5 separate regions of the Mus musculus genome follow, and all the other regions are linked to region 1. Evidence: chromatin loops called from intact Hi-C (ENCODE). Cell type or tissue: heart. All regions are shown on one strand. Each heading gives the region's core, and the rest is flanking DNA. Links, peaks and the distances in the headings are about the cores only.

Evidence for each region. A loop is a pair of places that touch in the nucleus more often than their neighbours do. Peaks named below come from ENCODE experiments on the same cell type or tissue, not always from the same donor. Only the 100,000 strongest peaks of a DNase experiment are listed, where the experiment ranks them.
Region 2: a loop joins it to region 1, with 7 times the contacts of the local background. A loop is called at or near these places in 9 of 42 quality-filtered maps.
Region 3: it touches region 1 in a loop (4-fold over the local background); 16 of 42 quality-filtered maps call a loop at or near these places.
Region 4: a loop joins it to region 1, with 3 times the contacts of the local background. A loop is called at or near these places in 8 of 42 quality-filtered maps.
Region 5: it touches region 1 in a loop (5-fold over the local background); 10 of 42 quality-filtered maps call a loop at or near these places.

Annotation. Positions count from the first base shown.
Region 1 is chr7:30,490,121-30,496,438 of GRCm38, forward strand. It overlaps Prodh2 (proline dehydrogenase (oxidase) 2), which reads left to right and starts at 3,538. Exons shown (of 10, transcript NM_019546.5): 1 at 3,538-3,737; 2 at 3,812-4,008; 3 at 4,092-4,230; 4 at 4,318-4,404. The coding sequence starts at 3,564. In heart, for the core only: CTCF peaks have their summits at 474 and 2,848 (motif pointing left); no DNase peak of the experiment used is centred there; H3K27me3 peaks cover 2,723 bases.
Region 2 is chr7:30,370,799-30,377,116 of GRCm38, forward strand. No RefSeq gene overlaps it. Among named protein-coding and RNA genes, the nearest start is that of Lrfn3, 11 kb to the left of the region's middle. In heart, for the core only: a CTCF peak has its summit at 2,860 (motif pointing right); a DNase peak (open chromatin) is centred at 2,933; H3K4me3 peaks cover 733 bases; H3K27ac peaks cover 526 bases.
Region 3 is chr7:30,438,060-30,444,377 of GRCm38, forward strand. It overlaps Aplp1 (amyloid beta (A4) precursor-like protein 1), which reads right to left. Exons shown (of 17, transcript NM_007467.3): 2 at 6,259-6,318; 3 at 5,033-5,165; 4 at 4,739-4,851; 5 at 4,421-4,554; 6 at 4,111-4,301; 7 at 3,583-3,713; 8 at 2,996-3,070; 9 at 2,085-2,243; 10 at 1,876-2,004; 11 at 119-218. Among named protein-coding and RNA genes, the nearest start is that of Aplp1, 4.4 kb to the right of the region's middle. In heart, for the core only: a CTCF peak has its summit at 2,776 (motif pointing right); no DNase peak of the experiment used is centred there; H3K27me3 peaks cover 3,946 bases.
Region 4 is chr7:30,605,194-30,611,511 of GRCm38, forward strand. Upk1a (uroplakin 1A) reads right to left here. Exons shown (of 8, transcript NM_026815.2): 3 at 4,421-4,621; 4 at 1,938-2,012; 5 at 1,682-1,789; 6 at 1-47. Among named protein-coding and RNA genes, the nearest start is that of Upk1a, 4.4 kb to the right of the region's middle. In heart, for the core only: a CTCF peak has its summit at 2,877 (motif pointing left); a DNase peak (open chromatin) is centred at 5,048.
Region 5 is chr7:30,548,139-30,554,456 of GRCm38, forward strand. Proser3 (proline and serine rich 3) reads right to left here and starts at 4,167. Exons shown (of 12, transcript NM_001382459.1): 1 at 4,070-4,167; 2 at 2,620-2,696; 3 at 1,469-1,565; 4 at 903-1,070. The coding sequence starts at 1,527. It overlaps Hspb6 (heat shock protein, alpha-crystallin-related, B6), which reads left to right and starts at 5,163. Exons shown (of 3, transcript NM_001012401.3): 1 at 5,163-5,394; 2 at 6,124-6,246. The coding sequence starts at 5,197. It overlaps Gm38670 (predicted gene, 38670), which reads left to right and starts at 4,690; the gene lies at 4,690-4,766. In heart, for the core only: CTCF peaks have their summits at 3,560 (motif pointing left), 4,414 and 5,042; DNase peaks (open chromatin) are centred at 2,683, 4,333 and 5,253; H3K4me3 peaks cover 2,659 bases; H3K27ac peaks cover 2,526 bases.

The DNA.
Region 1 (6,318 bases), core at 400-5,399:
CAATAACATTTTGTTGTTGTTTTGTTTCGAGACGGACTGTGTAGCTGTGGCTGTCCCGGAACATAAAGAACTGCCTGGCCTGGAACTCAGAGACCCACCTGTCTCTGCCTCCTGAGTGCTGGGATTGAAGGCATGCGCCACTACTGCCCGGCTACAATAACATTTTAGGGGTGGGGTATCCAACTTTAGCTAAATAGAACAAATGGGGTTTGCATGGGTGAGATTATCTGGTGAAGAAGGGAGAGCAAGCGCAGACGTTGGTGCAGTTTCCTTAAATCTCCACAAGGGGGCGGTACTAGCGCCTTTGAAAAGACCTGATCTAGCATTGATAAGATGCAGTTCTGGAGGTTCCTGTTAGGTCTGGTCGGGGGCAGGTGGGAGGGTCTTCAATAGGTAAACAGTGCCTGGACTCCAAGATTAAAGATTCATTGTCCATGCCCGCATTGAGGGAGAGGATTTCAGGAGTACATTGGCGGGAGGGACCTTCTTGAAACTGATGTGCAAAATCAAGTTCAAGGCTGTAGGTGGAGGGAACCTAGGCTGGCAATGTGGCAGAAGAAACAAGAAGGACATCTTCCGGGATTTATGTGCCATCCAATTATGAAGGCCGTTTTGCAACAATAACAGATGGCATCGACGAGTTACTTCAGCATGCCAAGCTGTATTCTGAGTTAGGGGTTGTTTTTTGTTTGTGGGCGGCACTGGAGACAGAGTCCTGGGCCATGCGCATGCTTAGCAAGAGCTCTCCGCAGAGCCAAGTTCCCAGCCTCTAAGCAATTCTTACAGTCACTTAAGCTGTCACTTAGCCATCCAGTGCTTTCATCACTCAAAGCCTCCCCTGCTTTTGCAGATGGTGACATGGTCTTGCTTTGGAAAACAGCGGATTAGACCACTGTACAGAACAGTGAACAACCCGAGGTGACCAGTATTTCCTTCATCCCCAGTGATTGCCCCCTCCCCATAAAGGTCCTCTTGTAATCCAGTCAGCAGCCAGGAGGGGGCTCTGGATCCTCCCACTGTAACTACTTTTGAGCTATTAGTAAAAATCTTCCCTGACCTGCCCACAAAACTTTGTTCAGGAATTTTTGACGAGACTAGCGTCGGTACACTCCCAGCCTTTGGGAGACTGAGACAGAAGGAGCATGATTCAGACCGACCTGGACTGTAAGTCACAGGACAGCTTAGGCTACTCGGTAGGGCTCCTTCTCAAAGTTTAACAATCCAAAACCTCCCGCTGCGGGCCCTGAGCCGCTGGGGGCCCTGAGCTGCTAGGGGCCCTGAGCCGCTGGGGGCCCTGAGCCGCTGGGGGTCCTGAGCCGCTGGGGGTCCTGAGTCGCTGCGGGCCCTGAGCTGCTACGGGCCCTGAGCCGCTGGCTGTGTTTTGTGTGTTTTGCGCTGACAGACACAAAGCGCTCGATCGAGCCTCTTCTTCCACCCATTCTGTTTCATCTTAACTGTTCTTTAAATTATTACATTTGTTTGTTTGTTTTGTGTGAATGTGAGCCAGCATGCACATGCCACAGAGTGCATGCATTGGTCAGAGGACAACTTGTGGGAGTCAGTTCTCATTGTCCACCTTATGTGTCCCAAGGGTCGAACTCAGGTCACCGAGCTTGTCAACAGTCACCGTTGCCCACTGAGCCAACTTAGCGTCTCATGATACATCTATTTCCTCTATGTATGTTTTTCTAGCATGTTTGTGCGTGCATCCAAGGGTGTTAGATCTGGACTGGATGGGACCTGGAAGAGTAGCCCATACTCTTAACTGCTGAGTTGGTCTCTCCAGCTCTTCTCATTTGTGTGTGTGTGTGTGTGGCGGGGGGGGGGGGTGTTGGATGGTTTTTGTTGTCTTGTTTTGCTTTGTTTGAGGTCCCCTGCTTCAGCCTCGTCCGTGCCGAGGTTGCGGGTGCAAGGAACCACACCGTCTCATGGTTTATTTTTATGCTCCCACACTGCTAGCTCCGTGTCCTTGTGTTAATGCCTCTGTGACCCCACAGGAGTCCCACCCAGTGGAATTTGAAGAGTCTCCAAGCTGCATCATCCTCTGGGGAGATGAGCATATATAAATACCACATCTTGAGCATGGTGTTGTATGCCTGTAAAGCCAGCACTTGGAGGTTGTGGTGAGACAGGAGAATTGCTGGGAGTTCAAAGCCAGCCTGGGTATGAGACTCTGTTTGTTTGCGTGTTTGTTTGTTTTAATACTGTAGTGGAGATGGAAAGAAGATTCCATAGACTTGAGCCCTGGTTGCTCTTCCAGAGGACCCACGTTCAGTTCCTAGCAACCATGCTGGTTGACTCAAGATTGTCTGTAACTCCAGCTCCTGGTGGATCTGAGGCCTCTCAGTGGGTACCTCCATTTATGTACACAGATTGACAGACAGACAAACAGACAGACAGACACACACAGGTAATTAAAATAATGAAAATTAAATCTTTTAAAAAATACTCTGCCGGGCGTGTTGGCGCATGCCTTTAATCCCAGCACTCGGGAGGCGGAGGCAGGTGGATTTCTGAGTTCGAGGCCAGCCTGGTCTACAAAGTGAGTTCCAGGACAGCTAGGGCTATACAGAGAAACCCTGTCTCGAAAAACCAAAAAAAAAAAAACCAAAAAAAAAAAACCTCTAAGGGGGGCATGTCATTGGAAATGGCTTTACAGTGCACACCTTGCAGACTTGGCAGATCAAAGAAAAAATTAAAACAAACAATCCAGGGCTGGAGCGATGGCTCCACAGTTAAAAGTACTGGCTGCTCTTGCAAAACACTGAAATTAGGGTTCCAGCAACCACTTGGCAGCTCACAACCCTCTACGGCTCTAGTTCCAGAGGATCTAATGCCCTCTTCTGGCCATTGTGGGCACTGCAGGCATGTGGTACTCAGCCGTTTGTTATGCAAAACACGCATACATATAAAATAAAAACAAACAATCTTTTATTTGTTTAAAAAAATAAATAAAAGACTTGGTGTCACATGACAGCTCACTTTTTCATTGCTGAAGAGTACCCATTGCCTGGGTCCCTCTGCACCCACCTCAATGCCTCACCCAGTCCCGTTTGGTGGACATTTGGGTTGTTTTTTTCCTGATGCCCATGTTCAAGTTCTGCAAACTACATGTTTAGGATGGACAGCAGGGCTGTGGTCTGTGTGCAGTTTAAGTGTACACAAGAACTGTGCAGTGCTCCTCCCTGAAGGATAAAAATCATCGCAACAAGAGAGAGGATGTTACTTAGCTAAGATTGCAAATCCCGGCTGCCTTGAACCTGGAGTTCCCTGCTCTCGGGCCCAACTGCTTATTCAGCAATGCAAGCTGGACAGCTGAGATCTGTCGTACTGTCAGGCTGAAAGGTTATTGGGGGCTGTCACTGGGGGCGTACATGTCCTGTTATTCTGACCTCTGTCCCTAACCATTAATTATTAACCCTCCACCACCACCCCAAGAGACTGCTATCCTAAAGATTTGCCCAGTTAATCAGTAACTGCCCCCCAGCTGGGCAAGGGGCATTTGGTACAGCTGCTATCTGCCTGGCCCCTTCCCCTAGTGTGGTGGTAACCAGGCACTTGCAATGATCTGGACGCGTCTGCCGCTGTATGGCCCCTCCAAGCCCTCTACAGGTGGCTGGCAGCCCCTGCGCTTTGATGGTGGGGCCTTCCATGTCAAGGGAACCGCAGAACTGGCACGGGCTTTGCTAGTGCTTCGCCTATGCGCCTGGCCCCCTTTGGTCACTCATGGACTAGCGGTGAGCAGTAGGCACAAGGTCTGGCCTGGAAGTCTCCCAGACCTGGCTCTGAGCATGTGTTCCCTGTCACCCAGTTTCAGGCCTGGTCTCAGCGACTCCTGGGATCCCGGCTCTCAGGCGCACTTCTTCGAGCATCCATCTACGGGCAGTTTGTGGCCGGGGAGACAGCAGAGGAAGTGAGGAACTGTGTCGGGCAGCTGCAGGCCCTGGGACTCCAGCCCCTGTTGGCAGTACCCACCGAGGAGGAACCAGACTCCACTGCCAAGACCAGGTGAGTAGAGAGAGGAAGGGTAGAAGGGAGGATGGAGTGGGCAGGAAGGGGGCTCTGGAAGCTGACCTCCACTGGCCGGGCAGTGAGGTCTGGTATGAGGAGAACCTTAGCGCCATGCTGCGCTGTGTGGACTTATCCCGAGCCCTCGTGGACGCCCACGGCCCAGCCAGGAACAGCCTCATGCAGCTGAAGGTGACCGCGCTAGCCAGCACTCGGCTTTGTGTAAGTGACAAGTGAGATGGGGGTGGCGATGTGGGGGTGGCTGCCCACCAGGACACCCTCACCATGCCAGCCACCAACCCATTTCAGAAAGAGCTGTCGGCTTGGATCCAAAGACCCAGAGGCTCCTCGGAGCTGAGCCCTGAGAGGCTGGCAGAAGCCATGGACTCGGGTCGGGTAAGGAATGCAGGTGCTCCTCACTGAGGATATGGTTGGCCTGGATAAACATGGGACTCTTGGAGTTCTAAGGGAAGTGTGGGGGTGAAGAGCTATCCAGAGAAGGGATCAGACCAACAGCGCTTTCTCCACAGAGGGCAGGACACGAATAAGACCTGTTGGTCAGTTGCTGAGCATGGTCGTGCATGCCTGTAATCTCAGCACGTGGGAAGCTGAAGCCTGGGCTGTAGAGTGAGACTTGCCTCAAAAGCACTGGCTGGAGAGATGGCTCAGCAGTCAAGAGCCCTCTTGCAGAGGACCAAGGTTTGGTTTTCAGCACCCGCATGGTGATTCATAGCAATCTACAACTCCAGTTCCAGAAAATGCAGCCGTCTCTCCTGACCTCCATAGGTGCCAGGCACACCTGTAGTGTGCATACAAGCATGCAGGCAGAACATCTATAACATAACACACACACACACACACACACACACACACACACACTCACACATGTTGGTGGGTTTGTTTTTAAGACATGCATCCCAGGCTGGTCTTGAACTCTCTGTATAGCCAAGAATGCCTTTGAACTCTTGATCTTCCTGCCTCCACCCCACTAGAGATATAGGCATGTACTATTGTTTCTGGTATAGCTGGTCTTTGCTATTTTTGTGGGTTCTTCTTTTTCCTACATGTATCCTTCTCCCCCGGCCTCCTGCTCTGGTTTCATGCCCTAACACTAGGGATAGGGCAAGAAGGATAGAGGGGGGAGAGAGTCCTGAACTTAATTTCTTTCCTTCTGTTTCTTCTTTGAGCTTGACTAACAAACTACAACCAATCCTCCCCCAAGGGACCAACAACCACTAACCCTGCCTCTTGGAGCCCTGGCATTTATATACCCACTGAAAAGTTCCAGAATTCCAAACTGTCAGACCCCCGAAGCTGGGCCTCCTCTCAAGTCCCGGGATGAGCTGGCCAGCACCCAGTGACCCGAGAGAAAACCACACCTGATGCAAACCGCAAGAGGTTTTATTATCAGCTAGCTGAGGACCAAGTCCCTCTGTCATACAGGGCAGGGGAGTTCGACCCCGAGCGGTGACAGTAGGGGGCTTTTAACAGCTAGCTGAAGAATTGGGAGGAGTTGGAAGGAGAGTTGGGAGGAGTTGGGAGGAGTTGGAAGGAGAGTTGGGAGAAGTTGGGAGGAGTTGGGAGGAGAGTTGGGAGGAGTTGGGAGGAGAGTTGGGAGGAGTTGGGAGGAGTTGGAAGGAGAGTTGGGAGGAGTTGGGAGGAGTTGGGAGAAGTTGGAAGGAGTTGGGAGGAGGAGGGAGGAGTTGGGAGAAGTTGGGAGGAGGGAGGAGTTGGGAGAAGTTGGGAGGAGTTGGGAGGAGAGTTGGGAGGAGTTGGGAGGAGTTGGGAGGAGAGTTGGGAGGAGTTGGGAGGAGGGAGGAGTTGGGAGGAGTTGGGAGGAGAGTTGGCTACAGCTCCTTTCTGGTGAGGGGGGGAGTGAGCTGTAGCCTCCTCTCTGGCGTCTATCTCCATGTCCTTGTAGGTCTTCCTACAGTTATCGCATCTCTGGCTGTAAGGCACAGAAACAAAAAGGCTTTTTGCTGGCTATAGAGAACAAAGCTTCTTTCTGGCTGTATTTTTAGAGATCAAGGAAAACAAGCTTGGGGAACATCCAGGGGCTTTACCTTCCAGGGAGAAACACTCTAAGTCAGGGTCTCACATTCCCCACTCCTTCTAGTACATAGTTCTAACCTTAGATCTAGGAAAATTAAACCTCTGGTCCAGCTGTCAAACAAAGCCAACGTGAGGTCGCAGCTTTAGGATTTGTAACATTGAGAGCCTCAGAAGCCCCTCGAATGAGACTAGAGAGTCTCTCCTCAGTGGTAGGAGGGAGGGAGGAGGTTCCTGTGCTGTGTCTGGTGAGTGTGAGCA
Region 2 (6,318 bases), core at 501-5,500, 120 kb before region 1:
CCATCCAACCGTCCCCCTTTGTCTCTGTTCCCTTTGCTTCCTGGACCAACAGCAGCTAACGGTCCCCGGTCCCCGAGGGCAGGGAGCGTCACAGAATATCACAATGGAGATCTGAGGCTCATTTAGCACAGTGACTCAAGATTTATGGATACCAGAGGCCCACATGGGAAAAGTCAGTGTATTAGCGCAATGCTAGCTGCTGTAACACAGCTTCCTGGATTCCACTGACTTTATACAACATCGTGTTTCTTTTATTATTTCCTAAACTTTACTTACTATTGTGTATGTGAACACGTGGGGAGTGGGGGGGGAGGGGCACACATGGTTTGGTGCCTGCGTAGAGGTCAGAGAACAACTTTCTGGAATTGGTTCTCTCATCCCAGCTGCTTTTTTCTTTTGATTCAGGGTCTTATTATGTAGCTCTGGCTGCCCCGGAACTCAGAGTGTAGCCCAGGCTGGCCTGCAACTCATAGAGATAGATATACAGCTGCCTGAGTACTGGGATTAAAAATGTGCACTGCCATGCCTAGAAAATTTTCATTTTTCTTTTGGTGGTATTGGAGATGGAACCCAGGGCTCAGCCCAAGCAGGCAATCCTTCTATCACTGAGTTAAATCTAGCTGCCCTGTCTACCATTATTAGGGACTGGGGTTTGAACTTGGGCCATCAGTCTTGCTCAACAAATGCTACCTGCTGCACCAATCTCACCAGTGCCATAATTTGTTTCTTTTATTTTTTTAGGTTTATTTATTTTATTTATATGAGTACGCTGTAGCTGTCTTCAGACACACTAGAAGAGGGCATTGGATACCATTACAGATGGTTGTGAGCCACCATGTGGGTGTTGGGAATTGAACTCAGGAGCTCTGGAAGAGCAGCTAGTGCTCTTGACCCCCGAGTCATCTCTTGAGCCCTCGTATTTTGTTTCTTACAAGTGTTCTGGTGTCCTCCATTTGGTGACTCACACACCACACTCATTCATATTGTGACCCTACTATATCCTGGGGCTCAGGATGATTGGTTTCACCTGGCAGGTGGGAGGGGGTAGGATGGAGAGTTGCTGGTTTCTTCAAGTTGTCCAGAGGGGATCTACTGTCCTCCTGCCCACATTTTACTGCAGAGAACTGGTCACACAGTTATCTGAGATACAAAAGGAGTTGAGACTGTTCCCAGCTCCCCCCCCCGCCCCCCCCACCCCAGCCACGGTCTATAAGCAGAGCATGAGGTACCACTAAACATCCCCAGACCCCAGTGGGCTGGGGAATCTCCCTTCATCTGCTAAATCAAGTCCTGCTCCAGGGAGAAGTTTCCAGTTCCACCCTCACTATCCATCTGCCTTTGGAGTACATGACCTCAAACTTGATCCCTTGGAGGACAAAGTGAGCCAGCCTTGACTTGTAGGTATGTTAGTTGCAGGTTTCCCAGCACTGTGACAAAACGCTGTACAGAAAGGACTTGAGGGGGAATGACTTATTTTGAGTCTTGGTTTCAGCGGGTCCAGTTCACCATGACAGAGAGGACAGATCAGAATAGCGCTTGTGGAAGGTGACCTGGAACAGGGGAATGCTGGGACCTTGGTTCTTTTTTATGGCCTCCTAGCCTGTGGAATGATGCTCTCAATTTGGGATAACTTGAATACCCGCCACTTCTCTCTGAAGATGCTTTTATGGACACACTCTGAAGTGTGTTTCACCAATCTCCCAGGGGCTTCCAAATGCAGTCAAGTTGATGATGGCGATTAGCCATTACTAGTCTTTAGGGTAACGCTGAGGGATGATGGTAAACAGGTACCACACTCCTCATAAGCATTCCATCAGGAAAGGCCTTCCTGTTGATGATAACAGTGATGGGCTTCAGGGACGTGATAAAAGCTGTATGGGATGAATCCACCTAGACCAAAAGAGAATCAGCTTCTAGGCAAAGGAGCGTCTGTGTACAGATCTGTGTGCTTATGGAATCATAATGACTCCAGCTCCCAACACAAACCACCGCTGATCCAACGCTAATCAGACATCTGATTTGTATGGATAGAACCTGTGTGGATTCATGTGCTAATTATAAATGTAGGTTGGTTGTAAACTTTGTCCTTGGGATGGGGCTAAGTCCTACATTTGGAAAGGAAGAGCATTGATAATCCCCAACTCAGAGATTCATAAGCTAATGGCCATTTTGAGTCAATTCGTGCCAATGACAACCTCAAGATAATTTAAAAATGGTCTGGGGAGATGGCTCAGTGAGTAAAGAACTTGCTATGCATGCATGTGGAGCTGAGTTCGGATTCTACTACACAGGTAATTCCAGGGCTAGGGAGACAGATACAGGGGGATCCTGCGCGCGTGCACACACACACACACCATAATTTTATTTTTAAATAGCTCAAAAGGACAGTAAGATATTCGTAGTCAAAAGGACACAGACTTTGAAGCCTGACAGCCTGGGTTCAAATCCCAGCTCTGTCACAGACGAGCTGAATGTCTCTGGCCTCTTCTCTAGACCTCAATTTCACTCCTGTAAAAGGGTTTGATAATAGCTCGAATGACCGTTGAGAGGATTAAATTAGCTAATACGTGTAAAGCTCTGAAGCAGTTCTTTGCCACATGAAAAGTGCTTATTCTGTAATAACCAACCATACAGCCAACAGTTGCTGTCCTGGTTTCATTTAATCCTCATACCGGGCTCTCCTCCAATTTCATTACTACAACCCTTTCTTGGCTCAGGTCTCGCAGCCTCATCTCTGTACTGGCTTCCCAGAGGTTCCTGGAGGACTCTGCATTCCCAACATTGTCCCCGCCCCTACTGCTGTCTTCTGAATTTTCAAACGTGGTCCTAACGGTCCTAACAACTAGCTGCCACCGGGAGGCAGCAACACACCATGGGGCTGCCGTGAGCGCGGCGCATTGTAGGACATGTAGTCTTGCTTATCAGATAAGTGTCGGCTCCCGCGTGGAGGAAGAACTACATTTCCCAGAAGGCATCACAGACACCCTCGGCCTCACCTTGTTCTGGTTTCGCCCCTTTAGTGCTCGCCTCACTAAATGCACAGAGCGGGTGAGGCATGGGATGTACGGGTATGGTTGGGGGATGTGGAGACTGAGCGAGCACCTTGCCCAAGAGGGTGGCGCTGCGCAAGAGGCCTGCTGATCCCACTGGACCTTAGCGGTAAAATTAGACCGGAGTACTGGTTTAGGAATCGCAGATGTCAAAATTGCTGATTAGTCTGGAGAGTCTAAGGCATTCCTTACTGGAGCAAATAAAGAGACCAGCATTTTGCACCATTGCAAATACCCCTTTAGCCAGCTTTCTCTCCTGTGTTTAAACTGTCCCATGTTGGCTAGGGAGTCTTTTCTCTGAGAGCCGTGGCTAAGTAAGAAAAACGAAAAACAAAACAAAAATCTTTCCTTTCTTTTCTTTTTCTTTCCAACCATGCCTCCCCACTTTAAAACCCTATTATGGTAATGTTTAGCTATTCACAAAAATAGAATTATATAACGATCCTCCAAGTTCCCATCTCCCAGCCTCAATTATTATCAACATATGGCCAATCTTGTTTTATTTATTCCGCCTCCCCCAACCAATTAGTTTAAAGCAAATCCCAGACAGCCTATAATTTCATCTATAAATACGTATCTCTAAAACACTGAGTTCTTAAAAAAAAAAGCCAGCACATATAAAACTAACAATATCTCTGATTGTTTTTATAAACTATCAATTCTTGGTTTGTTCAGATTATAATCCAGCCGGGCAGTGGTGGCACACACCTTTAATCCCAGCACTTGGGAGGCAGAGGTAGGTGGATTTCTGAGTTCGAGGCCAGCCGGGTCTACAGAGTGAGTTCCAGGATACACAGAGAAACCCTGTCTCGAAAAACCAAAACAACAACAACAGAACAAACAAAAAACCCCCCAGAGTCTGTACATTTTATTTGTTGGGAGTTTCTTTGTGTCTTTTATTCTATAAGTGTCCCCTCCCTCTCATCTGTGTCCAATTTGATGGGTTTCTTTTTTTGTTGTCCCCGCCCCCTCCAAGATAGAATTTCTTGGTGTAACAGCTCTGGCTGTCCTGAAGCTTGCTCTGTAGACCAGGCTGGCCTCAGACTCACAGAGATCCACTTGCTTCTGCCTCCCATGCTCTGGGATTAAAGGCCTGTTCTGACTCCGGAGCGCTGGCACTAAAGGTGTGTGCCACTGCCACCCAGCCTTTTTCTGTAATGTTAATAGTGTCAGTGTTGGCTTTGAGTCTTGTTAGCCTGGTTGTTATAAAACTACAGTGAGACTTTAGAAAGGAAACCTTTCCTGTTCCCCCTCCTTCTTTCCTTTTCGTTTTACAGAAACGAATGTCTTTGTGTGTGCATGCGTGTGTGCACATGTGCCAGGGTACACACGTGGATGCCAGAAGATAACCTCGGGAATTGGTCTTCACTTTCGACTTAGCTTGAAGTGACCTCTCTCTGGTTTGGGAGGTTAGGTTTGTTTGTTTTCTTTTTGCTAATGAGTATGCCAGACTAGATGGCATACTAGCTCCCAGGGTTTTTCCTGTCTCTACCAGCCTATTCAGAGGAGCACAGGGGATTGCAAACAAACACTACCACATTCAGCTTGACATGGGTCCTGGTTCTCACACCCGCATGGCAAATACTTTACCTACTGGTCTGCCCTCGAGGACCCACCCCCCGCCCCCGCAATTTAAACTTTTCATTGCTAATGTTCATCCTTGTCACTCCGGAGGGGAGCGACTCTCCATCTTCAGCTCATTGGTCCTGTTATGATAGCAGATGCTGGACTTGCTGGATGCAGTCCACATGGTAACCGGAGATGAAGACGGAGAAATGGCTCCATGTTGTTCCTTAAAGCAGCCTGAAGAGCTCCCTTAGTGGTTCAGGGACCCCGACTCTGGGAAAACTGGGTCTTTGGTTTTGTCACTAAAAAGAATTTCAGGGTAGGCCAGTATAAAATAGAGGTGGAGTTTGTTTAAAACTTTTTAAAAATATATATTTTAAAATAGAGGTGAAGAGAAAGAAAGGTGTTCTAGCACGAAGTGAGGCCTACCTGACGGCAGGGGCATGAGCTTTCCAAAGATGAGTCTCATGTCACCATCTTTACAATGGCCACATACAGGACTTTGGTGACAATGGAAGTTATCTCTAAAGAGTCGCTAAGGGTGGCTCCCAAGAGGCACCTGGCAGAATTACAACCGATAAGGTAAATTCTAGATGTCAGGGATACGGGAAGCTAGGATAGCTTCGGTGTAAACAAATTTCATAGCACTGTTCGTGAGAGTCCTGAAAGATGTGCAGGAGAGAAAGTACGCCCCTTCCCGAGATCACGCGCATTTAGGCCTGAAGCCTGGGCCATTGCTGGTTTGACACAGAAAACAATATTATCTGCATAGTGGAACTTTCACAGCAAATGTTAGTGCGGTGACGCTCTTGCTTCTCGGCCGGCAGAGAGGCCTCCACCAGGCTCCAGGATAAGCAGCTTCTTTTCCTTCTCATGCTGCCACAATTACCTCTTCCGTCTCTCCAGCCTCACACACTGGTGACTCTTGGGTCCTCACTGAGATGTGCTCCCAGGACAAAATGTAGCCCGGATCTTAAAGACTTAGTATGACAAACAGAGTGAAAAAAAAAAGTCTTAATCACTTAAAATGTAGATGACGTGTTGAACTGATAGCAGCGTGATATGTCAATGATAAAATATGTGGTAGAGCTCATGTAGCCCAGGATGGCTTCAATTTCTTTATGCAGCCAAAGATAGCCTTGAACTCTTCATGCCCCTGCCTCTAACATCCAAGTGCTGGGGCTCTGGGTACAAGCCACCGTGCCCTCCTTGATTTGTGAATGATTAACTAAGTAATCAAAGACAAGGGAAAGATAATTTAAGTTAACTTCGTCTGTTTCTTTTGTGCTTTAAAACCGTGTGTGTGTGTGTGTGTGTGTGTGTGTGTGTGTGTGTGTGTGTGTGTGTATGAGTCTGGGTGTGTGCATGTGTGTGTGTGTGCCACTGCCTGAACCACTTCCACTGTCTTTATTCACTGTGTGGGTCCTGGGGATTGAAGTCAGGTGTCAGGCTTGGTAGCATGTGCCCTTACTTCTGAGCCCTTTTATTGGCGCTGTCTCTTTTATTGTAGCTATTAGATATTAGATCACAGACCCCCCTGGTGTTCTCTCTCTCTCTCCCCCCCCCCTCCCTCCCTCTCAGAAGTCAGGCTAGGTAGCCCCCGCAGTTCTCTGGGAAAGTGTTGGTAAGATGCAGCAGCTCTACAGTGCCCCACCCCCTCCCCCCATGCAGCTGAGAGTAAGCTCAAGCCAGTCTTGGATTT
Region 3 (6,318 bases), core at 603-5,602, 52 kb before region 1:
ACTCTTAATTTGAACTACCAAGTTCTAGGGTGATTTAAGTGAAGGATGGGTTGAGGGTTGGGCGTCAAAGTCTGCCCTTGGAGCTCTGAAGTTCAGGACAAAAGTAACAGGCACTTACGGATCTGTGGCCGCAGCTCCTGAGCCAGGTGAGGGTTCTGGTCGAGCAGCCCCAGGCTCTGATTCATTCGCTCTTCGATCACCTGAAGGTGGGTCTGGACCTGTGGGGGAGTGAGCATGAGGGATGAAGCAGGCAGCATGGGCTGGAGAAGAACGGGATGAAAGGGGAACTCAACGGGCGCTGTGGAAATGGAACATGGAGCACGAACAGGAAGTAGGGCATAAGGGTCAGACACCCAGCCACAGGGGAAGGAAGCTAAGGCAGGAGAAATGGGATGCAGAGAAAAGGAAGAGGAGATGTGTACAAGACGAGGGGTTCAAGGCTTGGACAGAGGAAAACAGTACTGGAGGCAAGATGATGGTAGGATACAAAGAAAAAGGAAAAAAGAATATATATATATATATATATATATATATATATATATATATATGGAAAGAGAGAGAGAGAGAGAGAGAGAGAGAGCTGGGTGTGATGGTGCGTGCCTTTAATAGCAGTGTTTGGGAAGCAGAGGTAGATCTCTGTAAGTTCAAGGACAGTCTGGTCTACATAGCAAGCTCCAGGGGCAAACAGGATTACTATATAGTGAGTAGTGAGACCCTCTCTCCAAAAGCAAAAACAAAGGAGAGAGGGAGAGAGAGAGAGAGAGAGAGAGAGAGAGAGAGAGAGAGAGATGGTACCAATGGAGAAAGTAAACTCATGGGTCAGAGGGAGAAAGCAGGGCTGGAGGAACACATGTGGGGCTGTGGGGGAGGCAGGACTCGGTCCAGAGGATTCACAAAGGAGTCTGATTCCTGGGCAAGGCTTGCTATTCAGGAGCACAGAGGAGAGCATCTGAGGAACAAATGAGAATGTCCAAGAAACCAGAAGTAGATGGAATCTTAGTGCATGCAGCAGAGGTTCTAGGGAAAACAGGGCTAGGGAGGAATGCTGAGGGACAAACTCCAGGAGCAAGGGAAAGGTTTCTGGGGAAAGGACGTAAAATCCAAGGGCTAGGAAACAGGAATCCAAGAGACAGGAAATAGGATTCCAAGGGACAGGAAGTGGGAATCCTGAGGGCAAGAAGGGAGTCAAAAGAACAGTATGATAGGTGTGTGCTCACGCGCACGTGTGAGTGCGCGTGTGTGGGTGCTTGTGCATGCTTTAGGGGCAGTTTTCCAGCATCAAGAAGCTGGGATTTGGGGTTGGAGAGATGGCTCAGCAGTTAAGAACACTGACTGCTCTCCCAGAAGTGCTGAGTTCTATTCCCAATAACCCCACATGGTGGCTCACAACCATCTGTAATGGGATCTGATGCCCTTTTCTGGTGTGTCTGAAGAGAGTGACAGTGTACTCATATACAGTAAATAAATAAATAAATCTTAAAAAAAGAAGTTGGGATTTGAGGGATAAGAATGGAGGGACTGGAAAGGGTTTAGGGACACAAAGGGGATGTTCCAGGCATAGTGAAGGGTTCTAAACTGAAAATGAGGGTCAAGAAAAGAACCTGGGGCCTGGAGAGATGGCTTAGCCATTAAGAGCACTTGCTGCTCTTCCAGAGGACCCAGGTTTAGTTCCCAGCATCCACATGGCTTACAAGTCTGTGACTCCACTTCTAGGAGACTCAACACCCTCTTCTGGCCTCTTCACAGACCAGGCATGCATGTGGTAAACAGATACACAAGCAAAACACTCATACACGGAACATTTCTTAGAGGGGGAGCGGGTGGGCGGAAGAGAGGAGGCTGGGTTAGCATCCGGGGACCGGAAGCATGTGGTACCTGAAAGCGCATCTGCTGGGCCTTCTCAGGATCCACTGCGGCCACGTGCTGGTAGTGCCTCAGAGTGTGCCTCTGCTCTTTCTGCTCGGCGCGCAGGTAGCGCCTCAGGGCCATCAGAACTCGCTCAGCCTGTGGAAGGGACCAAGGCTGTCCCAGGCTGATCCTCATCCTTCTCAACTGGTGTTTGCCCCACCCCTACCTTCCCATACCTGAGGCGGATCGCCCTGTAAGGCTGCCAGGAAACCTTCCAGGGCTGCTCGGCGCTGGTCGTTGATCAGAGCGATGACTCTGGTGGCGTGGGTCTCCACCAGGCGTTGCCGTTCACCAGACACTTGTTCTTCCAGGGTCTGCAGAATGGACTGGAAGTGCTAGGGAGAGGTGCAGAAGTAGGAAAGAGAGCAGGTGGGTGAAAACCTGAATAGATGTGAATCTAGAACAAAGAGGGTGGGCTTCAGTGGGTCTTCCTCCGGACAGCGGCAATCTGGGATGGGAGGCTCAATGGAAGGGATGGGCTGCAGGGTCAGGTAGAGTTGGGGGCGGGGCCCTAGCCTGAGGGTGTAGGCTCTACTTAGGTGGGAGCAATCTAAAAGCAGAAATGGTCAGTTAAAGAGAAGGCAGGCTTGGGCTGCTCCAACCCAAAAGACAGGCTGAGCCTCCACAACGGTAATGGAGTGAGACTCAGGACTGGAGGCTGATCAAGAGGATTCTACATAGGTAGGGTCTCAAAAAGGCAACCAACCACAGGTAAGTGGGGCCAAGAGTTAGGAAGCTGGGTTTGTTAGAGAGGGACCAGAAGGACAGAACCAACTACAGCGGGGGTGGGAGTGGGGCTAGCTTTGATGGAAAAACTTCAGAGAAAGGACTGGCCATGACTCCCTGTTTGAGAGAGGATTCCAAAGCCAGCCTCCAGGGGGCAGTGCTGGCTCAGCAGCATGCACCAAGCCCTGGGCTCCATTCTGAGTAGAGGCAGTGCCAAATGTAAGGGTGGGACTGGGAGGGAACAGGTGAGTTGAAAGGAACCGAAATGGACGGAGTGGCCCCCAGTAGTGGGCGGGGCATGAGGGAGAGTCAGGGAGGAGGGAGGAGGGAGGAGGGAGGAGGGAGGAGGAAGGAGTCCTACCTCATTCAGGGCCTGCCTGTCCGCCTTTGGCAGGTTCTTAGATTGGCTGTCAGCCATGGCCCATTCACGCATCACCTAGGGGTGGATGGGGACACTTCAGGATCCCATGATCTATCTTGCTCCATACAGGGAGTCCCCCTACTCATCTCCAAGGTCTAAGAGGTCGAAGATGACCTAATACCGCTGAACTTCGGGTTCCCAAGAGGGAATAACCAGAGGGTTTATTTATTGTTTTATTTCTTTAGAGACAGGTTCTCATGTAGCCAGGCTGGTCTCAAAGTCATTATATATTTGAGGCTGGCCTTAGCCTTCCAATCCTCTTGCCTTAGCCTCTCAAGCATCCAGATTAAGGCATCTGATATTACACCCAACCAGCTCCAATGGAATTTAAAGTGGATTGTGCCATAGACCAGAGTGCCTATGGAATCCGGTGGCATTTCAGTGGTCTGCAAGGCAGATCAGTAATCCATTGCCTGAGTGTGGGCTCAGGTCGAAGGATGCTTGGTTATCCTTAGAGGGAGCGTCAATAAAGAATTTCCCTGTGTTTATGGAATCCTGCGGGAATGCTGGTTTCCTGGTCTCATCACCTCATTAATCTGGCGCATCCTACGCTCCTCCAGGTCCATCTTGGCCCTCAGGAAACCCTCATGCTCGCCGATTTCCCCAGGCATGCCAAAGTAAACATCCACACCATCAGTAGGCCTTGGGGTGGGAGTGACTGCAAGACAAGGGGTCAGGCAGGCAGGTCACTTTCCCTCCCTGAGAAGTGCATTGCCCAGGATGCACTAGATACCAGCATGCATCCAGTTTAGCCGCGGTTGTTGCCTGGCATCATGGTCCCAGGCCTAACCAGTGTTTGCAAAGCTATGGAATCCATCATGTCATCTTCAAAGCAACGTCTGTCAAATGACCCCTCTTCCGGGCATCCCTTTTTGAGGCATCTCCCCCTCCATTCTTCACAGACTAATCTACCATATCCAAAGCCACAGCTATCTCTTCCATTCCCCCCAGCTGTGCCCCTTCCCACTAGGTCACTCCTAAAGGCACCCCAATACCCCCCCAAATACCCAAACCACAAATGCTGAAGAGGGAGGGGGCAGAGGAGGCTGCCTCACCTCTGCTAACCATGACAGGGGTGTGGGAGCTGGGAGGTGGGGCCCTTTCTTCCTCCTCTTCCTCTTCTTCTTCAGCCTGAGGGGGCTCTACGAAGTAATCGTCTACTGGCTGAGGGAAAGATTCCACCTCCTCTTCATCCTCACCTCCCTCTGCTCTGCCCCCCAGGGGCCAGGACCGGGTAGAGGGGTCACTGAAGGAGCAGAAGACTCAGCCAGTAAGATCTCCAGAGAGGCTCCCAGGCTTCCATGCCCGGCCTCTAGAGCCTTGGGGGTAAGGGGGGTGGGTACAGAAAGAGTCTCTGTCACTCACCCAGCTGCCATCCCAGATGGGTTGGGAGTTGCAGGAGGTGGACAGCATACATACTCCACACCTCGGAACCGATCAGAGCCACAGGGCAAAAGCATGCCAGAGCCATGCAGGATGAGGCCCTGAGAGCTGCAGGCCTGCAGGAAGAGGAGGCCAGGAGGACCTGGTTGGAGAGTGTGGGCAGAAAAGCCTGGAAGCTGGGCTCTAGGAGTGGCTGAGGAATGGATTGCCTACATCCCAGTTTGAACGCTTGGGTTCTGGAAGGAAGGGCCTAGATTCCCAGGTCCTAGGGTTAGGAAACAGGCAGGACAAGGCCCTGACCTCCTGAGCCTCCTGATGCCTCCTGGTTGAACTCTCACACTGGTCCATACGCTCCTGGTGCAAGAACCGACAGCCTTCGGGCACTAGCAGGGCTTCACTCACGAATTCGCCAGCTGGGGAATGGGAGACACCAGAATCATCACCAGAATCATCACCCAGGCCTGCCCACCTCAGAGGCCAGGCATTCATAGCTTTCTCAGCCCATCACCCAGACTTCAAATGTAGACCAAAGTCATCTCTGGTAGACTCCCACTTCACCTCAGTTCCCACCCCACCCCCCAGCGGGTGACTCACGCAGGCAATGGAAGGGCACAACCTCATGGTGGGGGTGGGCGCATCTGCCACTCCGGGTACCCCCACACCAGCGCTCCATCGGGATGGCCTGTGCAGCCTGCTCCACGCGTGCTATGTGCAGCTCGGGGTACATCTGTAGGACACAATGTGTGTGGGAGGAGGTGGGGGGGGGATCAACCTACTGGCTGACCCCCACCCTCTGCATCTCTCATTTGGCAGCAGTACTGGGGATTGAACCCAGAGCCTTGTACATGCCAAAGCCATGCTCTACCACCAAACTCCTACATGTCCAGCCCTCTTTTTACTTTTTATTTTGAGACCAGGTCTCCTTACATTTCCTAAACTGGTCTTGAACTCATTCTGTAGCTTACGAGGGCCTTTAATTTGTGATCCTTCTACCTCAGCCTTTCCAATAACTGGGATTATGGGCCCATGTCACTAATCTCAGCTTGAGCAGTTCCTTTTTACGTGTCTTGGTTCCTAAGGACATCCCTGGGCCTTCGTCTCTTGTCTATAGAACTAACAGGTTAATTTGTAAGCCTCAGATGCTAAGCTTCGGGTCCACTGGTCATACCCTAGTGGTCTCCCTTAAGTTCACCATTCTCACGAGGCCTTGATAAAGGTCCTCAGGCTTTGACATGCCAAACTCAACTTCTCTGAGCCCACGTTTGAAGGCAACCCTGCTCGGCAATCAGGTTTCTTGCTCTTTCACTTCCTGCCTTTCTCTGTTTAGCTACTAAGTAACTCTTCTTTGTATTAGCCCCGCCTTTTCATTGCACGTCTCTTAGGCAGGCAGCCACTCTCATTGGGCTCCATCACTTACTGAATCTTGTTGGTTTAAAAGGTCTCTTGATCTAAGCCTTGCCTCTCTTTCGGCCACGCCCACTTACACTCCCACTTTTTCTAAACGGATCCATAGATTCCTAAACCATGCCACTCTTCAGGCGACCTTGATTAGTCCATGGGGGGTGTGGGGGGGTGTTGTTGGGTTTTTTTTTTTTCAGTCTCCACCGCCGCCCCGCGGCCCCTAATTTCTCAAAATAGGTTTGCGCTGGCCCTTTAGGAGGGGCCTCTTCACTGACCACAGACCCCCAAGCTTTCCCTGGCTTTACAGATTCTCTCATCTCCCTAGACTCTGCCAAGTCCAGCTTCCTCAAGGGCGACCCCGCCCCAGCTTGGATCCACTTTCTCATTGACCACGCCTCTCCCCGTGGGGTCCCGCCCACCTGTCTGCAGTACTCCAGCACGCGCTGCGGGTCCAGAAGACAGCGTCGTGATCGCTGTGG
Region 4 (6,318 bases), core at 487-5,486, 120 kb after region 1:
GTGTAATTCACCCAGTCCATGGGGCCAGATGTGCCACAACACTCTTGCTGGAGAAACAGCCAGGGTTTAGGCAGGGCTAGAGGTGAGGTTGTGCACCAGTAAGCTAATAGATTTGGCACAAACCATTGCTGATAACCATGCCGGCAAATTTGATTTCGGGGGAGGGAGGGCAAACAGCTAAGAGCACCTGCTGCTCATCAAGAGGATCCAAATTCACTTCCCAGGACCCATGTTGGATGGCTCACAACTACCTATAACTCTGTTCCAGAGGATTGGATGGCCTCTTCTGACCTCTGTGGGAATCCCCACACAAGTATGCATATACACACAGACACTCATGCACATAACATTTTTAAATCAAATTTTATAAAAGGCAGATTTATGGCATTTCTCAACCCACTGAGTGGTTTGTTGTAGTTTTTGAGACAGGGTTTCACTGTGTAACCCAGGCTGTTTTCAAGCTGGTGGCTGCCTGCCTCAGTCTCCCAAGTGCTTGGATTTCAGCAGTGTACCACAATGCCTAGCTCAAATGAGCATTTTAGTAGAAGGCCTTAGCTTTAGCTTTTAGCTGAGGAAGACAAGTGTGGGTACCTTTAAACATAGTTCAGTTGCTGGGCCTCTGCAGACTTGGGCTGAACTGAGCTGAGATTCCTCCTCCTCCTCCTCCTCTTGCACAGTATTATGTTGGATGCAATTAAGACTGTAGCTTCGCCACGCTGAGTGGCATCCAACTTTAATCCTAGCACTTGGGAGGCAGAGGTAGGAGGATTTCTGAGATCAAGGCCAGCCTGGTCTACAGAGTGAGTTCCAGGACAGCCAGGGCTACACAGAGAAACCCTGTCTCAAAAAAACAAAACAAAACAAAATAAAACAAAACAAAACAAAAACCCAAAAAAACAAAACAAAACACAACAAAAAACCCAAGGACTTTGTGTGTGTGTATGTGTGTGTGTGTGTGTGTGTGTCTCGCCGCCACCTTCTAAGGTTGAAATTACATCCCCAGCCCTCATTTATCTGGGTTTCTGGAGACCTGAACTCTGATCTTCTCACTTGTAGAACAAACACCTAACCACTGAGCCATCTCCCCAACCCTCAATAAATAGATATTTTACAATGTAATAAAGGAGCTCCCCATGTAATCCTAGCTACTCAACAGGCTGAGACAGAGAGTCAGAGTCACAAGTTCAAGGACTGCCTGGGCTACATAGTGAATTGAAGGGTAGCCCAAATAACTCATGGTAACCCTATCTCAAACATTAAGAGAGAGAGAGAGAGAGAGAGAGAGAGAGAGAGATACAGAGACAGACAGACAAACAGACAGACAGAGACAGAGCAGTGGGAAGTAGGGTAATGAAGAGTTCAGCAGGAGAGCCCCTGCCTAGAAGTTATGAGATCCTGGATTCCATCCCTAGCAACACAAACAGCTTTGTTTGGGGAGGGAGGGCGAAAAGAGAAGAATAGTAGGCTGAAGGGTAGCCTGGGTTGGCAGTAAAGTTTTTATGACTGTCATAATGGAGGAGAAACACCTTCATTACTTCACTGCAGACAGCCCTGAAAGGGAAACTCCTTTTCTGGGTCTGTGGTCTACGAAACTGTAGTGACCAAAGGCACTGCTACCCTACCTCAGTCCCCAGAGTGGAAATAGTCATTCTGTCAGGTGAGTACACAGGGCCCAACCTACCTCAATCATGATCCGGTCCCAGAGTCGGGTTAGCTCCTGGCCCTGGTCAGTGTCTGCACTGTAGTAGGTCAACATTTGCTTGGTTATCAGGGATGGGTTGGACACCATCTGAGGAGGAAGGACAGAAGGGCAGAAGGCAGCTTGGTTAGGGATGGGAGCCTACTGGGCGTATGCTATGCAACTCTAGGGATGCCCTCACCACCACCGTGACCACTCCCGGCATCATTCTGCCCCTGCTGCCCCCTTCCCCACTCACATAGTCGCGGTGGGTGTAGGATGTGATGCAGGAGGCACACTCGAAGATGTAGACGATGAGCATCAGCAGCAGGTACTGTAGAGAGAGCAAAGGTGGCCCTTGGTGCAAAGGCAGGCTGCCATGCATAGGTGCCTTGGGCCCAAATAAAACTTTTTTTTCTTGTTGAGACTATGTAGACCTCTCTGGTAGCCTGGAAATCACTACATGTAGACCAATCTGGTTTTAAATTTACAGAAATTTGTATCCCTCCCATACCACCAAGAGATAAGCACTGAGCTGTACCATTACATCTAGCCCGTTAGAACCTTAGTTCCGAGGGAGAGCGTTCCCCAGCATGTACAAGAGTCTGGGTTCAGTTCCCAGCAGTGTATGAAAGCATGCTAAACAAACAAACAAACAAACAAACAGAAAGAGAGAGTGATTTTTGAAACTAGTGTGTGAGGTGGGAGATTGAAAACTCGACACTTGGCTGGTCAGTAGTGGTTCACACCTTTAATCCCAGCACTCAGGAGGCAAGGGTAGAAGATCTCGGAGTTAGAGGTCAGCCTGGTCTATAGAGCAAGCTCCAGGACAGCTGGAGCTACATAGAGTGACCCTATCTCAAAAGAAATGACAAACAAACAAACAAAAAGGTAGTTAGATTGACTTTCAGGCTTTGATTAAATTACTATGACAGGAGTCTATGATTGGGGGTGAGGGAGAAATGACAGAACCTAGAGGGCAGCTGGGCGTGGTGGGGCACAGCTTGAATCTCAGCACTTGAGGTGGAAGCTGGCGGATTTGAGAGTAGCATGAGATAAAAGGAGGAGGAAGGGAGTGGTGAGGAAGCCCTTCCGTTAATAGCTCTATCTTATACATAATAAAGTCCTCGTTGTCTCCTTAACCTGCTCCCCTCCTGGTCCCCACCCTGTGCTGTTTGCTGACTGCCAGACACTGCTGCCCCCTTCTGGCCACAGGACCTTTGCTCATGCTGCTATGTCCACCAGAGACATTTCTCAAGCCCCCGCGGACTCCCTGCCCCCAACCTGCTTTTCTTGGCATCTGCTGGCTGTGGGTTTTCGTCCATTTCCCCAGGCTCCCTTCACTACCCCAGTTGTTTTTTGTTTTGTTTTGTTTTGTTTTAAGTTGCGCTCAGTGTTCCTTGCTCAGTAAACATTTGTTGTGATAATTCTGGGAGCCAAGGGTCCCACCACAGCAGAGTAAGCACTGAGCTGAAAGCATGGGACCCCTCGCGCTCTCCAAAGCCTGGCAGAGGCAGTGGCCTCCTTTGGGCTTCGGGTTTATTTCTCTGCCTGGCAATGGGCTTAAAAACCCAATTTCATGTGGCTTCTGGGCAAATGGAAGGCTCATTGACTGTGTCAGAGATCAAATGTGGGGGCTTCCCGAGCCTGGCAGTTCAGTTGCAAGCTGAAGGCCAACTGAAGCACGGTGAGGCTCTGCCTCAAAACAAAACAAAAAGAGGATGATGGGCTTGTGCGTTGTGGTGGCGCACATTTATAATCCCAACAGGTGAGGCGCTGAGGCAGCTGGGGCTTCAAGGGGAGAAGACAAAGGGGGCGTGGCAGAAGAGATGGCTTAGTGAAAGCCCGGTGCTGCTTTTTCAGAGAAGCTGAGTTCAGCACCTGCGCCCCACCCCCGCCCCCCAATCAGGCCACTCACAGCCACCTGCAACTCCAGCTTCAGGGGATCCAACTCCCTCCACTGATTCCCATGGACACCGAGCAAGTGCGCGCGCGCGCGCACACACACACACACACACACACACACACAAGTCACACACCAATAAAAACAATACAGTAAAGCTTAACCATGAGGAGGCATAGAGTCAAAAGCAGACGGGTTCAAGCATAACTGGGCTGTGTGGTCCCGGATAAGTGTAGGCACCTCTCTGAACCTCAGTTCCAAGTGTCTGTCAAATAGTGTAGAGGCTGCGGCAGTGGTGGCATTTCATGAGAGGCCATGTAACATAAATGAACAAATCTGTGTAAACTGTTGAGCTCCTGGCTTGGGTTGCATGCTTGGTAAACAATAGCTGTGTCATTACAGTTTTTGTTGTTAATGCTGCTACAACTCAGGACCGCAGACCTTGGAGACCAAATAATTGAGTTCAAATACATACTACATACATACATACATACATACACATTTACATATCTACACACATGTACATACACATATACATATGTATATGTATGCATATATGTATGTGTATATGTGCATATTTGTATGTATATACATATATGTATATATATTGCTTTTAGGAGTCTCCTAGCAGCTGTGCTGAACATCCCTCTTCTCCTCGCACCCAGGCTCCTCTATACAATGGGGGTGACAGCTGAAGCTAAGCCATGGTACCAGGGCATGGTGAATGAAGTGGTGTTTGCGGGGTCTTTAAGTGAGGGGCCATGAATGAGTCACATTCGTGGCCCCGCTGTCACCCATGACTGATGACAAGTGCCACCATCCCCGTCCTGGGATCTCACCGTGAGGATCATGTACCGACGACGACAGAGCGCAGCTCCTACACCAAAGCTGGCCACGACGAAGAAGGAGAAGCCGCAGAAGATGGCAATCCAGGCGCCAGCGAAGACATCATCCTTGCCTGAGACGCCCATCAGTGGGTACACGCGGTACTGGTCAGCTGTTACCCACACTGTCTCCGCAAACAGGGCCAGGCCTGACAGCTGGGCAGGGAAAGGTTAGCCCAGCAGTTGGATTGTGCGAGTCTCCAGAATTCAGCCTTTCCTGGTCCACAACCTCCCATGCCCTTGGGGTAAAGTGGGGCTTGGAAGGGAGGCCGACTCACATTTTTATGAACAGGGATGGGGTGGGCGGGGAAAAGCCAAGAAGGAAGAAGAGGTACAGGTAGAACCTCAGCCCCCCACATCCCTGGGGCTGGTTGCTTCAACAACAGGAAGCTTGGAAAGCAGGGTGGGCACAGGGCAACTGCTGCGCTGGCCTGCCATGCTTGGCGGCGCTGTTCTCAGCATTTTATGGGTGGGAGGAACCACATAACACTTTCAGCAATTCTTTGGAAGGTCAGTTCAGCCTACAGGTGCACTGTCTCAGGCAAGGCCAGGGCCAGCTAAGAGGGCTATTCTCAGCAGCACTGTGATAAGCGGGGTGGAGCCACGTGGCAGAACCCCTGTGTGACTGCCAGATGCCTGGAATCGGTATTCTGTGGTCTTGTCTGGAGCAGCCTATAGGCAGTGTGAGCTACTGAAGGGCATACAGCAGGGTGAGCTACACGGGAACAAGAAAATGGGCTTATCTCTTCCTATTCAATTGTGTTTGCTTAAAGAACTATCAGGAAGACTGAGGGATGTCTCGCAGTTGGTACAGACTGCTTCTCTAGCATGCAGAAAGCCCCATGCTCAATTCCCAGTCTTGTATGAACTGGGCCAGCTGGTGCACACCTGTGAGCCCAGCACTTGGGACGTAGAGGCAGGAGGATCTAAAATTCAAGGATATTCTTAACAATATAGGGAGTTGGAGGTTAGATTAGACTACATGAGAGACCTTCTCTCAAAAATAACAAAAACAAGCCAGGTAGGGTGGGGCACACCTTTAGTTCCAGCATTCCAGAGGCAGAGGCAGATGGTCTCTGTGAGAGCCTGTTCTACAAAGCAAGTCCAGGACAGCCAGGGACAGTTACACTGAGAAACCCTGTCTCGAAAAACAAACAAACAGCTGGACAGTGGTGTCGCATGCCTTTAATCCCAGCACTTGGGAGGCAGAGGCAGGTGGATTTCTGAGTTTGATGCCAGTCTGGTCTATAGAGTGAGTTCCAGGACAGCCAGGGCTACACAGAGAAACCCTGACTTGAAAAACAAAACAAAACAAAACCAAAACAAAAAAAAAAACCAGGTTGTCATGGGGACAAAGGAATTACAAACTGTCCTCTGTAATGCCAGGCTTGATGGTACACACCTTTAATCCTAGCCCCTGGCAGGCAGAGCAGAGGTGGTGGATCTGTCCTGAAAATCAGAGATGAGGGGCTGGAGCACTGGCTGCTCTTCCAGAGATCCTGTGTTCAATTCCCAGCAACCACATGGTGGCTCACAACCATCTGTAATGGGGTCCTATGCCCTCTTCTGCTGTGTCTGAAGAGAGCAACAGTGTACTCACATACATAAGATAAATAAATCTTAAAAAAAAAATCAGAGATGAGGAAAGAAGGAGAAAAGGAAAATTTCTCTGTGGACAAGCTTTGGTTGTTGTCTTGGGTTTTTGACACAAGGTCTCATGATATAACCTAAGTTGGCCTGGACTTACTGTGTGGTCCAAGGTGATTTCAAACTTGTGGTGTGGCAGTCCTCCTGCCTCACCTCCTCAGTGCCACAGGTGTGTGCAAAGCATCCCTGTTCCTCTCTTCTCTCTC
Region 5 (6,318 bases), core at 873-5,872, 58 kb after region 1:
TCCTCCTTCTTCCGCCTTCTCAATGCTGAGACTACAGGCAGACATCACTATGCCTGCTTTTATGTGGCTTTGGGGATCAAGCCAAGGCACTGTGTATGCCAGACAGGCACTCTAACAGCTGAACTACATTGCCAGCCCAAATGATTCTTGACCAACAAAGAATAAGGAAGAATGATTCTGGAAGAGTAGTGTCACTGAGAACCATTTTTGGCCCATGAGGGAAAGGACAACAGCCTAGACATAGGACAACAATAAGACAGACAGAACCTAGGATCCTAACACCTTACACTGGGGCTGCTGGGTCAGCTCTGGTTTCTTTTGTAACAGTGAAACAGAAATAAATGTTATCTTGGTTAGGCCATAATTATCTTAGGACCTTTGTTACAGAATCTTTTATTTCTCTATCTTTCAAATTCAAGTACTTACTCTAAAATGAGTGGGTTTTGGTCTTAGTTTGTTTGTTTGATTGATTGGTTGGTTTTTTGAGACAGGGTTTCTTTGTGTGGTCCTGGCTGTCCTGGAACTCACTCTGTAAATCAGGCTGTCCTCAAACTCAGACATCCTCCTGCCTCAGCCTCCTAAGTGCTAGGATTAAAGACATGCACCACCACCACCACCTGGCAACAGGTGCTCTTATAGTTCACTGTATGGAGGAACTGAGATTTCAAAACAACTCCAATGTTTGTGTGTGATTAATATTCCCAGTTGAAGGAAACTGAGACCAAAGCAATATAGGGAGTAAGTTAACAAGCAGGATTTGAACCCAGGCTCTACAGCCCTCAATACTACAGATGAAATGCCTGGTCCTAAAAAAGTACTGCATAAACAGCTCTGTCTCTGATAGTTATTATGGGATGCCTTCTTCCTCTCTTCCCCCGCCCCCCAGGAATTCTGGTACTCACTTGGCTACTATTGAGTCCTCGTTGTCAATTAAGTTGCAGGGTGGAGAGGTACTTTGTCCCTCAGTGGTACTGGCTGGGGAAGGGGTCCATGAACTAGATGGCCAGGACTCCTCAGACAGCTCATCGGAACTGGCTGCTGTGGCCTTGGGAGCTTGTGGCCTTTGAGACCTGGATGGACCCGGGATTTAAATAGGGAGAAAACATAAGAAGTAAAGATCAGATCAGAAAGGTGACCTCATAGGGGAATGAACACACATAGAGGGTGTCAGAAAGAGGAAACATCCCACACTGTTACCATCGGGAGGTTCAGTTAACTACCTAAGTGGGGCTGTGGTCAGGGATCCAGGTGCTAGAGAGCTAGAAATGCGTAGACCACCAGCACTGGGGTAAGGGGTTTCTCTTAATCTCTCACTGCATGCCTTCCTTCCCTCTAGTGGTCACTGACAGCTACCAGTCTGAGGCACAGAACTTTACCTAAAAAGTGTCCTCACGCCAGGGCTACACAGAGAAACCCTGTCTCGAAAAAACAAACAAACAAAACAAACAAACAAAAAAAGTGTCCTCACCTTGTGGCTCCAGTTCTGGTTTCTTGATGGCCCAAAGGGTTGTCCACCTTGGGGAACATTTCCAAAGGGGTTGTCTTGGGAGGTGAAAACTAACAGGCTATGAAAGAAGCAGAGCATAGTAAGAGGAGGACAGAAGCTGACAATTCCTATAGATTACTGGAAGAAATGTCTTGCGCATGCTCGACTGGCCAGGAAGAACGACGCTGCAACAGGATCCTTCTGCACACGTTTATTGGGAGAGCTTGACTGTAGAGGCGAAAAGACCCCGAGCCCAGAACTGGTGCTGCTTATATAGGCCTAGGAGAGGCGTGTCTCACATCTGATTGGTTAACTTGTCTCTCATCTGGGCAAAAGAACCTTCACTGCCTGTGTATGTGTGGTGGCCAGCAGTAGCCAACTACCACTCTGCAACTGCCACTCTGCAACGGCTTCCCACAGAAATGGACTACAATCCCCATGAATCATCACAACTCCCATAATTCCCATGAGCTCTAAGTCCCATGATAGAGACATAGAAGAACCTAGAAACTAGTAGTTGGTAGTTCTCAACTCTGGTAGCCTAGTAGGAGCTTTATTTTTGAGATAGGGTCTTACTCTGTAGCCATGATTAGCCTTGCACTTGAGGTGATCCTCCTGCCTCAACTTCTTGAGTGCTAGGACTTTAAAAATTACAGACTAATGCCAAATGTGTAATGTTCATCTGTCGTCCCAGCACTCAAGAGGCTCTGGCAGAAGGATCCAAAGTTCCAAAGCAAAGGCTGAGGAGATGGCTCAGTGAATACGATGCTTGCTCCCCGAACATGGGGACCTGAGTTCAAATCCATAGAATCCATGGAAAGCCAGATGTGGTAGCACAATCTGCAATCCGAGTACTTCTATACAGAGGTGGGAGGTGGATACGGGAGAGTCCCCTAAAACTTTTCAAGTCAGCGAGCCTCAGAGGTGAACATCAAAGAGAAGACCCTGGCTCAACATGGTGAAAGATGAGAACAGACGCCTGAGCCTGTCTGATTTCCACAGGGTGCACACACACACACACACACACACACACACACACTCTCTCTCACACTCACACACACACAGAAACAAGTGCACTCATACGCAAAGGCTGCATAGAGAACTCTTGTCTCAAAACAAGAATAACATTTTACCTGTTGCCTGCCTGTGGATCCTGTTCCTCTAACTGGACTGCCTTGCCTGGCCTCAGTGGGAGAGGATGTGCCTGGTCCTGCAGAGGATGTGTGAGAGTGGGTTGGTACCCATGCACACCCCCAGAGGATGAGTGAGAGTGGGTTCCCACTCCAGGCTAACAGAATCAGACTATCAGGAAACAGGCTAGACACTGCAACTTCTTCACACTATTCAGGCAATTAAAAAAAGATTTATTTATTTTTATTTTGTATGCATGGGTAGTATTATGCCTGCATGTGCCTGTGCACATTTATGTATGTGCAATGCCCTTGAAGACCCTGGAATGAATGTGAGTAGCCATGTGATGCTGAGAACTGAACCTGGGACCTCTGGAAGACCAGCCCCTGCTCCCAACCAATGAGCCCTTTTTCCAGCCCCATTCAGGAAAAACCTGGTCTGTTGCATAGTTCTGTTTTGTTTTTAACTGACACTAATTGTACAAGTTTATGCGGCACAGTATGATATTTCAATACGTGTATACAATATGTTACAGTCAAATCAAGGTAACTAATTTCTACCTCTTTAAACATGTTCCAAGAAGCCCATTTCATGAAGCTCCAATTAATTCCACGAGGAAAAAAAAAAAAAACCCAAGTAATGTAGCCAAGAATGGTGGTGGATGCCTTTAATCCCAGAACCCAGGAGGAAGAGGCAGGAGTTTAAGGCCAGCCTGGTCTACAAAGTGAGTTCCAAGACAGGGCTGTGCAGGGAAACCCTGTCTTAAACAACAACAACAATACAAATCATTTTAAAAAGCACCCATATGGGCTGGACAGATGGCTCGGTGGTTAAGAGCACTGGCTGCTCTACCAGAGGTCCTGAGTTCAATTCCCAGCAACCACATGGTAGCTCACAATCATCTGTAATGTGGTCTGATGCCCTCTTCTGGCACACGGGAGTATATGCAGAGAGAGCACTCATATACCTAAAATAAATAATAAATCTTTTTTTTAAAAGCATACAAATGAAAAAAAGAATGAAAACAATAGGCAAAAACAAAACATTAACAAAGAGCCACGACGAAACCGTACACAATATGTTTCCGGTTAAACCTGTTAAGGGAAGGGGGAGGTGGTGGCATGACTCCCAAAGAGAAAGGGGCAGTAGAGACTACAATCCCCATGAATCACTGGGCTCCTCCTAAGTGAAAAAGTTCATAGACAACACCCCTAGATGTCTGGGGCAATTTGGAAACTAACGAACTAAATTTTCAAATTTCTTTTCGACTCTTCTTCGGCCCACCCTGCGGGAACAAAAGACATGAGACACTCAGAGATGTTGGAGGGCCCAAACTGTGTGGTATCTTGGGAGTTGTAGTTCTCCTGAGATTGGGCGGGAGACTTCAGGCTCACGTAAACCCGTGTTGCCTTCCCAGGCCTCCTGTGGTCTCTGAAAGAGGACCAACCTCACCTGCAGTCAGTTTGTCGGCATTTACCGCAGCCTTAGCGCCAGCGGAGCTTCTTCGCGGAACAACCCTGCGCCTACTCTCCTCGCTAAGCAACGCCGTCAGCCCCGCCCCTTTCTGGCTGTGCAGAGTAGGAGCGCGGCCTCCAAAGCGACCAATGATAGACTAGAAAATAAAAGTAACTGGAAAGCGGCCGAGGGGCGTTCTCTCTTGACGAACTGGGAGAGCGTGTGTTTGATTGGAGCGTGCAGCAGTAATTGGCAAGACTTCAGACCAATAGTAAGGATCAAAGGCCGGGCTGACGCTTGAAGAGCGCTAAGAGTCCTGCCTTTTACTCAGTCCTTATTTCTAACCGCCAGGATACCTGTTGGAGCGAAGGCCTGACTCCAGCCTAGCTACTATTGCAGGGCTAACCCGAGACGTCTGTCTTTACTTTGACTGCTATCCCGTCCTGATGGTCACCTTAACCACTTTCCTCTTGAGCAGCTGGCCGTACTCCTTGCCAGGCCCGGGCTCCTGGCCCAGGTAGTGGGATCAAAACGAGCTATTTCGGGCCCCGGCGCGCAGCCCCCGGGGGCCAACCTGGAGTGTTCATGCTCATGCCCCCTGGCCGCTGAGCACCCCAGGCTGAGTCAGAGGCACAGAATTAGGCCCGACCTACTCTGGGGTAGGGTCTGTTCTGTGTCCTCCTGACTGCCTGGCATGGGTGCAGCATTCTCCAGGAGTCTGTTACTAAGACTGATGCGTCATCCTCAGAGCTGCCAGCCTGGCGGAGATGGATTAAGAGGACTGAGAACTCTTTGGGGGACTAATCGGGACCCAGGGTCCCAACTGCCACAATGATTGCCACACCTATAAGGGTCTGCCTCCTAGACTTTTAGCTTCCCCTTACAGAAATGGAAAAAGGCTTAATGACATTTCCCTGGTGTCCTTTTCCGGGCATCCAGCAGGCGTTTAATAACTGGCCAAGTAATTATTGAAGTTTCTAAATAAGGAATACTAATGCCTGAGTTTGGCCTCAATCCCAGTGTCCCTGAGAGGCCCGCCGCAGGGGCGGCACAGGGCACAGTATAAATCGGAGCCAGCGTGCGTTTGGGCACTGCGGGGCCCAGGGTGGCAGCGTAGGAACAGGATGGAGATCCCCGTGCCTGTGCAGCCTTCTTGGCTGCGCCGTGCTTCAGCTCCTTTACCAGGTTTCTCTGCTCCGGGACGCCTCTTTGACCAGCGTTTCGGCGAAGGGCTGCTTGAGGCAGAGCTGGCTTCACTGTGCCCTGCTGCGATCGCCCCCTACTATCTGCGCGCCCCCAGTGTGGCGTTACCCACAGCCCAGGTGCCAGGCCTAGGGAGAGGGCCAATCCAACTACTAACAAGACTGGGGGCCAGGAGGGGGGTCTAACCCCGGGCCGGGGGTGCGGGAATGTCTGTTGATTTTTAACTTAGAGGAGAATGTCACCCCTCAGTGGGGCCATTGGGTGTCCCTTGAGTGCGGTATTCTGAGCCCCTCCCCCCCCCCCCCCCCGTTACTGATCTTCTGAGGGGGTGAAGGGTGGGGCAAGTGAGCCGGGAATCTGGGGGAAAGGACAAGTGAGTCCCGACGGGCTGTAATGTTCCTAGGGTTGCATATGGTGATGCTGCATCTTCAAGAGGGATCCTGTGATTTGATGAAGGGGGTCTTGGGCACTCTAAACGAGGGGAAAGTACCCGTAAAGGGCACAGGAGGTCCCATGACCTAAGTAAGAACTCTGGCGATGGGGAAGTGGCATCTTGGTTGCTAGCATGGTGGGGTCTCGTAGCAGAAATGGTGACTGTGGAGTCAAGGACATGGGGTGGGGGGTTATAGGGTAGATATCTAACTTGGTTACCACAAAGAGGTGGACCCAGTATTTGAAGGGGAGGGGGGCCAGTTATTATGAGGCTGAGGTTCTGGTGACTTAGAGGGGACAGTCTACACAAGTCCTCGGCAGCAGCACTGTAACCTATGTATCATAGAGAGTGCTGGGTCCCAGAAGCCAAGACCCCTATCCGATCGACGCCCCACCCCTACCCGCCATGTGTGCAGGTGTCCACGGACTCTGGGTATTTTTCCGTGCTGCTGGATGTGAAGCACTTCTTGCCAGAGGAAATCTCTGTCAAGGTGGTTGACGACCATGTGGAGGTCCATGCTCGGCACGAGGAGCGCCCGGTAGGTCTGCATGCCAGACTGGGGAGCGGGGTAGGCAGGAGGGTAGGAGTCTCAAGCCCATCTCTCCCTGTA